Regions from separate parts of the Homo sapiens genome. Here region 2 is linked to region 1. A link is an interaction called in ENCODE POLR2A ChIA-PET data of the cell type or tissue named here. Cell type or tissue: PC-9. All regions are shown on one strand. Links, peaks and the distances in the headings refer to the core of each region. The heading gives the core; the rest is flanking DNA. Region 1 has its middle 40 kb from the start of ERBIN. Region 2 overlaps ERBIN (erbb2 interacting protein).

What was found. Peaks named below come from ENCODE experiments on the same cell type or tissue, not always from the same donor. Only the 100,000 strongest peaks of a DNase experiment are listed, where the experiment ranks them.
Region 2: POLR2A ChIA-PET joins it to region 1 with 11 read pairs; 14 of 35 experiments call an interaction of 5 or more read pairs at or near these places.

The regions. Positions count from the first base shown.
Region 1 is chr5:65,884,387-65,888,779 of GRCh38, forward strand. No RefSeq gene overlaps it. Among named protein-coding and RNA genes, the nearest start is that of ERBIN, 40 kb to the right of the region's middle. In PC-9, for the core only: a CTCF peak has its summit at 1,661; DNase peaks (open chromatin) are centred at 1,365 and 1,765; H3K4me3 peaks cover 1,188 bases; H3K27ac peaks cover 2,085 bases.
Region 2 is chr5:65,935,360-65,939,752 of GRCh38, forward strand. The region is part of intron 1 of ERBIN (erbb2 interacting protein); the gene reads left to right. Among named protein-coding and RNA genes, the nearest start is that of ERBIN, 11 kb to the left of the region's middle. In PC-9, for the core only: no CTCF peak of the experiment used is centred there; no DNase peak of the experiment used is centred there.

The DNA.
Region 1 (4,393 bases), core at 161-4,160:
AAAAACTTTAAAAAAAATACAACAAAAACTAGTTTAAGGTTTCGGGCTACTTCCTTGATGAGAGCTGGTTTCCCTTGGTTTATATGGCCTCAGGTGGTAGTTCTAATGGATTGCTCTGGCTCCTTTTATAAAACAGGGTCACACAGTCACACAACAATCCTTACTTGTAGTTTAATCCCACCACAGAGCTTGTTCTTAGACCAGAAGAGTCACAGATCCAGGGCCATTAGCTCCATGGTGTTCAGCAAAATCATTGCTGCTTCTAGTCCTTCCAGGCAGGAAAGGACTCTGACTTTGCTTTTGTGGCCAAGTCTTTCTTCCTTTCCTTTCCTTTCCTGCCTTTCTTTCTTCCTTTCCTTTCCTCTCCTCTCCTCTCCTCTCCTCTCCTCTCCTCTCCTCTCCTCTCCTCTCCTCTCCTCTCCTCTCCTCTCCTTTCCTTTCCTTTCCTTTCCTTCCTTCCTTCTTTCTTTTTTTTGAGATAGAGTCTTGCTTTGTCACCCAGGCTGGAGTGCAGTGTCACAATCTCAGCTCACTGCAGCCTCTGCCTTCTTGGGTTCAAGCTATTCTCATGCCTCAGCCTCCTGAGTAGCTGGGATTACAGGTGCACACCACCACACCCAGCTAATTTTTGTATTTTTAGCAGAGACGGAGTTTTGCCCTGTTGGCCAGGCTGGTCTTGAACTCCTGGCCTCAAGTGATCCACTGGCCTCAGCTTCCCAAAATGCTAAAATTACAGGCATGAGCTACCATGCCCGGCCTTTTTTTTTTTTTTTTTAATGGGCCGGGGACTGAACCCAGGCCTCCCATGTGGTGTGTTGCGTTGATGTGGCCAAGTCTTGTTAGTACCTAATCTTACCCCTGTAATTCCTCCTTTCCTTTAGGGTTCCAGACTTGCCCACTCCACTCCCAAATTTCAGGAAATGAAGTTCCACCCATGTATCCAGCACCTTGGCCTGGGACTATGTTCTGTGCCACTACATTCGTGGCACCCTTACCACTGGAGGAAACGCAAGGTTGCTCCTTCCTACACTGCTGAGGAAGGGGAACTCAGAGGTAAACTGGCCAATGCAGTTGGCCTATATAATGTGTGTGTGTGTGTGTGTGTGTGTGTGTGTGTGTCCCCTGAAAGTCAGGTTATTGTTGGCTTTTATTATCTCACTTCAAAGAATCCTTGCTGCTTCACATTTCACTCTCATCCTGGTACTGATGCTGTCACAGGTGTTTGAGGAAGAACATGGTTTATCTACATGCAAGTTATTTTTACTTTATTTTATTTTTTATTTTTTGAGACGGAGTCTTGCTCTTTCGCCCATGCCGGCTGCAGTGGCACTATCTCGGCTCGCTGCAAGCTCCGCCTCCCGGGTTCATGCCTTTCTCCTGGCTCAGCCTCCCGAGTATCTGGGACTACAGGCACCCGGCTAATTTTTTGCATTTTTAGTAGAGACGGGGTTTCACCATGTTAGCCAGGATGGTTTTGATCTCCTGACCTCGTGATCCGCCCGCCTCGGCCTCCCAAAGTGCTGGGATTACAGGCGTGAGCCACCGCGCCCGGTTGCAAGTTATTTACTTACCTGTCTTCCACATTAGATTAGCCTGCCTAGGGTAGGATGGTCTTCTCTCTCCCTCTCTCTGTCTCTCTCTGTCTCTCTCTCTCTCTCTCTCTCTCTCTGTCTCTCTCTCTCTCTCTCTCTCTCTGACTCATGGGCTGAGCATTATGCCTGGAGCACAGCAGCTTCTTAGTAAATGACAACTGCTATGTCACCAGGAAGGCACTGACTTCCAGGATATTCACCCTTCACCCTTGCTTGGAAAATCCTTTGCTGCTGGTAGCCACTTATCATTTGATTCATACTCAAACACAAAGGGAAAATAAATTCTGATGTGATCAGTATGACTGTTTTTGATGCAGAGCCAAATTTAGCAAATAGTCTAATAAAGATCTTCACTTTTTTATATAAAGGCTTAGAACTTCCAGAAGTCAAACAAAAAGCCTGTTTAAGGCTAAGCCTTCTCCCATCACTCATCACTATTCAACAACACCGTTTAAGCACTGAATATGCACTAGGTGCTGGGAACACAAAAGTTGGTGAGGAAAGGGTCCCTGGTTTCCTGAATGAGACGAATCATTCAGAGGAAAAGACTAACACAGTAACATAGATGACAATTCAACGTGATGTGGTGAGTGCTGTAATGAAAGGAATAAATGCAGGGTTGTGGTGGCTCAGACAGGTGAGGTGCCAGCTCTGCACAAGGCAACCTATAGACCTCACGTGGACGTCACTAACAAAAGAAATTAGCAGATGAGGGAAACTCCGGGAAACAGGATTCTCTACTTGCAGTTTGGGTGCCCTGGGAGGCAGACTCCGAAACACAGCTTAGTGTTTGGGATATTTATTAGGAAAGAAGAGAAGGAAGAATCAGGCAGAGGGAGAAGCCAAGCTGTGATGCCAGCCTGGCAGCCTCAGCCAATTCTAAGGGGAGCTCTGGAGCTGAAATGGCTCCTCAGGGTTATCCCACAGTGAGCCAAAGTAGCCAGACATTTGTACTCTCACTCCAGTCATTGGATAAGGACTACCTCCAGAGGGATGTAACCTTGGTAGGGGGGATTTCTGCAGCTGAGCCAATTTCTACAAGAACTGACAGTTGAAGGCTGTCTGTCAATTGCATTCCCAGCAGCTGAGACAGCAAATCTTTCCTCACAGGGGGATCTGGGCAGATCATCTCCATGTTCAGCATAGACTACCCCATGTGCTACTTGGATTCATTGCTTCATGTATGAATGGGGCTGTCTTCCTTAGAAGGGGAAGGTTGGTGGAACAAACTACACCTGCTGCTGTGACTGGTCTTGAGACTGCAACTGGTACTCACTTTATCTCTTCTCTTAACCATTCTAAAATCCCTGGGCCCTCAGCTAACATCTCTACTGGTTTTGGTGGCTTACCTGGTGGCATGACCCAGACTATCATTCCTAAGGGGAATGAGCCCATGGTCTCCATGTCCTTCTCAGGCAAGGGACACTTCCTTTGTCTATTTCCATCACCATTTGGCAAGGAGGTAACAAGGATGCCCAAGTAGATTACCTGAGTTCCACAACATAGTCGTCCATGTCCTATTGTGTACTAGCAGCCCTGTCTCTTTCTGATAATCAGTCAATTATCTTTGCCTAGAGAGTGACTCCTCTTCTTGTCTGCTGGTCCCTCAATGCAAGGAGCTCGAAGTGCTCAAGGACAACCTGCTTATGGTTCAACAGGACTCTTATTGTGTTTCCTGAAGGCAGTGTTCTTCCTGTGGGGATCAGAATCTCTAACCCTGCAGAAACTAATGCAATGCAGATGGGCAGCACAAAGTCCCTAGATGGGTCATTGGGAATGATAATAAGTAGGATCATTCCTTCTTCTGCCCCTTGGTTCTCAGTCTCATGATTCTTCCCACTGGGACACTGCACCCTGGAGGATAATGCCCCATCCTCACAAATTATTGGCTTTGAGCTGGTGCTTAAGCACGTTTTCAGCAAACCATTCCAATTCTCTATCTGGCTAGTAGCTTCTGGTTGGTTCGGTATGTGATGAAGACCAGGGAAATTCCAAGGTCATGGGCCCACTGTCACATCTCCTTTGCTGTAAAAAGGGGATGTGTTCTGGGCTGGGGGCGGTGGCTCACGCCTGTAATCACAGCACTTTGGGAGGCCAAGGCGGGCGGATCACGAAGTCAGGAGCTCAAGACCAGCCTGACCAACATGGTGAAACCATGTATTTACTAAAAATCCAAAAAAATTAGCCGGGCATGGTGGTGCCACTTGTAATCTCAGCTACCCGGGTGGCTGAGGCAGGAGAATTGCTTGAACCTGGGAGGCGGAGGTTGCAGTGAGCCGAGATCACACCACTGCACTCCAGCCTGGGGGACAGAGTGAGACTCCATCTCAAAAAAACAAAAAACATACAAACAAACAAACAAACAAACAAAAAATTGGTCTTCTGGTCAGATGGATATTATGTGGAATTCAGTTGGTGGATCAAATACTGCATAAGCTCTTGGAAGATAGTGCTGGCAGAGGCTCTGTAAGCAGGAAAAGCTAACATATAACCAAAACGTTTATCTATTACTGTCCAAAAAAATTGAGTGGAAGGGGCCCACTCTATTCAACTTCTCATCAAGTAGCTGTCTGGTCTCTTGGGGATGGTGTTGCAGTGGTGGCTCAACATTGGTTTCTGTTACTGCCATGTTGGACATCTGGCAACGGCACCAGTTAGGTCAGATTTGGTAAGTGGTAGCCCATGCAACTGGGCTGATGCACAGCCTTCATCTTTCCGCAAGGCTCTACTCATGCGGCCATCATGCCAGCAGTGGGTGGCCAATAACATAGTCTGATTGACATCAGCTAGCCAAGTCATTT
Region 2 (4,393 bases), core at 112-4,111, 51 kb after region 1:
TCCCCTTTCCATACTTGTAACTTATCTCTAACAGTGAGAAATAGTTTTGTTTCCATATGTTATGTGTGTGAGGAAGTTAAGGTAAACATTTGTTCAAACATTTTTGAGCCAGAAGTGTCTGCAGTCCAATTAATTTCTGAAGTATTTCTAAAGAGATAAAATTCCAAACTGTAAAAAGGCAAGTTTTAATTCCGTGATAAAGTACATTTATGTGAAATATTTCATTCCTTAGTAATTCTTGAGGCGACTGTGAAAGGAGGATGGAAGAAATCCAGTACTTTTACTCTTTACATTGGACAAGTTATTTGTGGAGATAATTGCTCAATTTCAGTATGAGTGCAGTGATTTTGATGCAGTTGTGTTTTTCTTTTTTATTCTTTTTTGGAGAAGGGTCTCGCTCTGTCGCCCAGGCTGTAGTGCAGTGGCATGATCACTGCTCACTGCAGCTTTGAACTCATGGCCTCAATCAATCCTTTCACCTCAGCATCCTGAGTAGCTGAGACTACAGGCATATGCCACCACGCCCAGCTAATTTTTCTATTTTTTATAGAGGTAGAGGTCTTACTATGTTGCCAGGATTGGTCTCCAGCTCCTGGGCTTGAGTGATCCTTCCACCTCGAACCTCCCAAAGTACTGGGATTACAGGTGTGAGCCACTGCACCCAGCTGTGGTTTTCATATATTCAGGTTATATTGTTTGCATGATCCTGAAGTCTTGAAGCACCTAATAATGGTGTTCTTGGAATTTCACACCTTAGGTCACTCTAGACTCTTTGTGGGAGCATGGAGGGAGGTCTGATGGAGGGGGGGTGGGGAGAGGAGGGTATGTTTGTAGTAGGACCAGTGCAAGAAACTAGTGATCTAAAAATGAATCTTGTTGCCAAGGTTATCACACAACCTAGAATAAGTTGGTTTGACTTTCCTCTTCCTTATAGATTTTGGAAGTGATTTAAGAGGCATATCCTTTGAGACTAGAATAAATCTCTCAGTCTTCTAGGAAAAGATAAGGATCTTGGCAGCATCAAATGGATCCTTTGGGTGCCCTATTAATCCCTGGGGACTTCAGAAGATTTAGTTTATTGTCTTGATGCTGACTGCAAAATAGCAGGGACTGTATATAGTAGATGCTTTTTGATTTGTCGTGGATACCTGGTATCAACAGAGGGTCCTGTCTGCTCTTTTAAAAGCCATTCCCAAGCCAGGGACCCTAGGAGTCATCTTTATTTTCCTGACCTTAGTAATTGAAATTTCTGTCGATTCTGTCTTACAAATGTCTACAGAGTGAGACACTTTAGGGTAGGATAGGAAGGCTGGATAAGGTGAAGGGCTTTTGATAGGCAGAGGGTAAAAACAATTACCTTAATCTGTTTTTTCCCCAATTATAAAAATAATCTTGCTGTAAAAATTCAAACATAGAAATATAGAACATAGAAGATGAAAATTCTCCACAATTCCATCTCCCAGATATACTCCGGTATGTGTAGTTAAAATTGATAGCTAGCTAGAATCAAATTCCCTCTGAAGAGTGTGTATCAATTTGTACTTCCATCAATGGTATATAAAATTACCTGTATGCATTTTTGACCAAAATGGGTATTGGTTGTCTTATAATACTTGTGGACATCTGAGAGAGGCAATATAGTATAGTATGTAAGAACATAAGTTTTGGAGTCAGATTGCCTGGATTTAAATCCACGACTTACTAATTATGACATTGAAAAATTAAATGTCAATTCTTTTAGGTATAGTACATATACAGTGTGCCTTTTGTGTTCTACATGGTTTTTATTGATGTGTTGCTTATCCTTATGCATTGGCTCTGGTGTTTGCCATATGGATGCTTAAATTTTAATGTAATCAAATTTGTCAGTCTCTTTATGCCTTTTGGTTTTAATGTTATTATTGGAAAGTATTTGCACCAAGATTATAAAAGTAATAACCTAGCTTTTTAAATTTTGGCTTAAGGAGTGAAAAAATAATCTAGCTTTATGCTCCCCAAATTTCTAACTAGTTGTAGTGCCGTTTGTTGAATAATCGTTTTACTTCTGAAAGTCTGCCTTTATCAATAGTAAATCCCCAAATATGTTTATACTATGTCAGGATTTTCTTTTTTTTATTTGTTGTGTTTTTTATGATACTATGCTATTTTGACCTCTCTCCCCTTCATTGTATATTTAATATCTGGAAGTGTTGCTTTGTTACTCTGCTTTTAAATGAATTTTCCAGGTGGACATGAATCATTTTTATCAGCTTCTAAAAATAATTCTTGGCCGGGTGCGGTGGCTCATGCCTGTAATCCCAGCACTTTGGGAGGCCGAGGCGGGCGGATCACGAGGTCAGGAGATCGAGACCATCCTGGCTAACACGGTGAAACCCTGTCTCTACTAAAAATACAAAAAAATTAGCGGGGTGTGGTAGCAGGCGCCTGTAGTCCCAGCTACTCGGGAGGCTGAGGCAGGAGAATGGCATGAACCCGGGAGGCGGAGCTTGTAGTGAGCCGAGATCGTGCCACTGCACCCAGCCTGGGGGACTGAGCTAGACTCCCATCTCAAAATAATAATAATAATAATTCTTGGTGGTATGTTGATTGAGAGGGTCTGCATTTGTAGATTAATTTAGAAGATCATTGATAACTTTACGATAGCATATCTCTTTCTAGGAAGATAGATTTCCCATTTATTTGATGTTTGATGCCCTTTAGTGGCATTTATGATTTTCATCTTGTCATATCTGTGTTTCTTGTTGATACGCATATTTGTTATTTTTAAGAAACCATATATTTTTGTTATATTTATTTCTAAAAACATTTTGGAGGGAGGGCAAGGGCTTCTGTTTTTATGAGGCTATTTCATCAATTGCATTATTATCTGGCTATTTAAATAAAGGAAGCAATTGAGTTTCATGTTTATTATCTACTATAGTGATGACTTTTGAAGAATTGCTTTTAGTATTTTAGTTGATATGTTTGTATTTTCTGGGTGTATAGTAATAGATTCGTGAGCAGGCATAGGTCTTTTTTTTTTTTTTTTTTGAGACAGGGTCTCGCTCTGTCACTCAGGCTGGAGTCAGTGGTGTGATCATAGCTCACTGCAGCCTTGACCTCCTGGGCTGAAGTGACAGGTGTGCACAACCCAGTTTGCATATTTATTTGTAGAGATGTGGTCCCACTCCGTTGCCCAGGCTAGGGCTGATTCTGTTTTGTTTTTTTTCTTGAGACGGAGTCTTCCTCTGTCACCCAGGCTGGATTGCAGTGGCGCAATCTGGGCTCATTGCAACCTCCACCTCCTGGGTTCAAGCGATTCTTCTGCCTCAGCCTTCCAAGTAGCTGGGACTACAGGTGCACGCCATCATGCCTGGCTAATTTTTGTATTTTTAGTAGAGACGGGGTTTCACCATATTGGCCAGGCTGATCTCGAACTCCTGACCTTATGATCTGCCTGCCTCAGCCTCCCAAAGTGCCGGGATTACAGCTGTGAGCCACCGCGCCCGGCCAGGACTGATTCTTTTAAGTAGAAATTGGTCCCTGCTACTACTCTTCTGCCCCTTGAAGGTGTCATCAGTCATATGAGAATGGCCTCTTCAACCTTGTTGTTCCTGAACTGGATTTTTATTTATCTCTAAGAAATTAATACTAATTATAAACATTTTCTTTGAACTGCTTAGTATTTAGTGTGATGTACAGTAATAGAGCTGGCCCGCTTTATCCATGGGTTACATATGTATGGATTTTGTAGTCATGAATTCAACCAATCATGAATTGAAAATAATTTGAGAAGAAAATCAATAAAAAAATACAATAGCCAGGCATGGTGGCTCACACCTGTAATCCCAGCACTTTGGGAGGCTGAGGCGGGTGGATCACGAGGCCAGGAGGTGGAGACCAGCCTGACCAGTATGGTGAAATCCCATCTCTACTAAAAATACGAAAATTAGCCGAGTGTGGTGGCGTGTGCCTGTAGTCCCAGCTACTTGGGAGGCTGAGGCAGAAGAATTGCTTGAACCCGGGGGGCAGAGGTTGCAGTGAGCCGAGGTTGCGCCACTGCATTCCAGCCTGGGCAACAGGATGAGACTCCATCTCCAAAACAAACACCAATAAAGAACAATACAGATCCAGCCCAGCATCTTCACCAAGAGAGGTGCCTCCGCTCTCCCTCTCCCTCTCCCTTTCCCTCTCCCCCCTCTCCCTCTCCCCACGGTCTCCCTCTCCCTCTCTTTCCACGGTCTCCCACTGATGCCGAGCCGAAGCTGGACTGTACTGCTGCCATCTCGGCTCACTGCAGCCTCCCTGCCTGATTCTCCTGCCTCAGCCTGCCGAGTGCCTGCGATTGCAGGCGTGCGCCACCACGCCTGACTGGTTTTCCTATTTTTTTGGTGGAGACGGGGTTTCGCTGTGT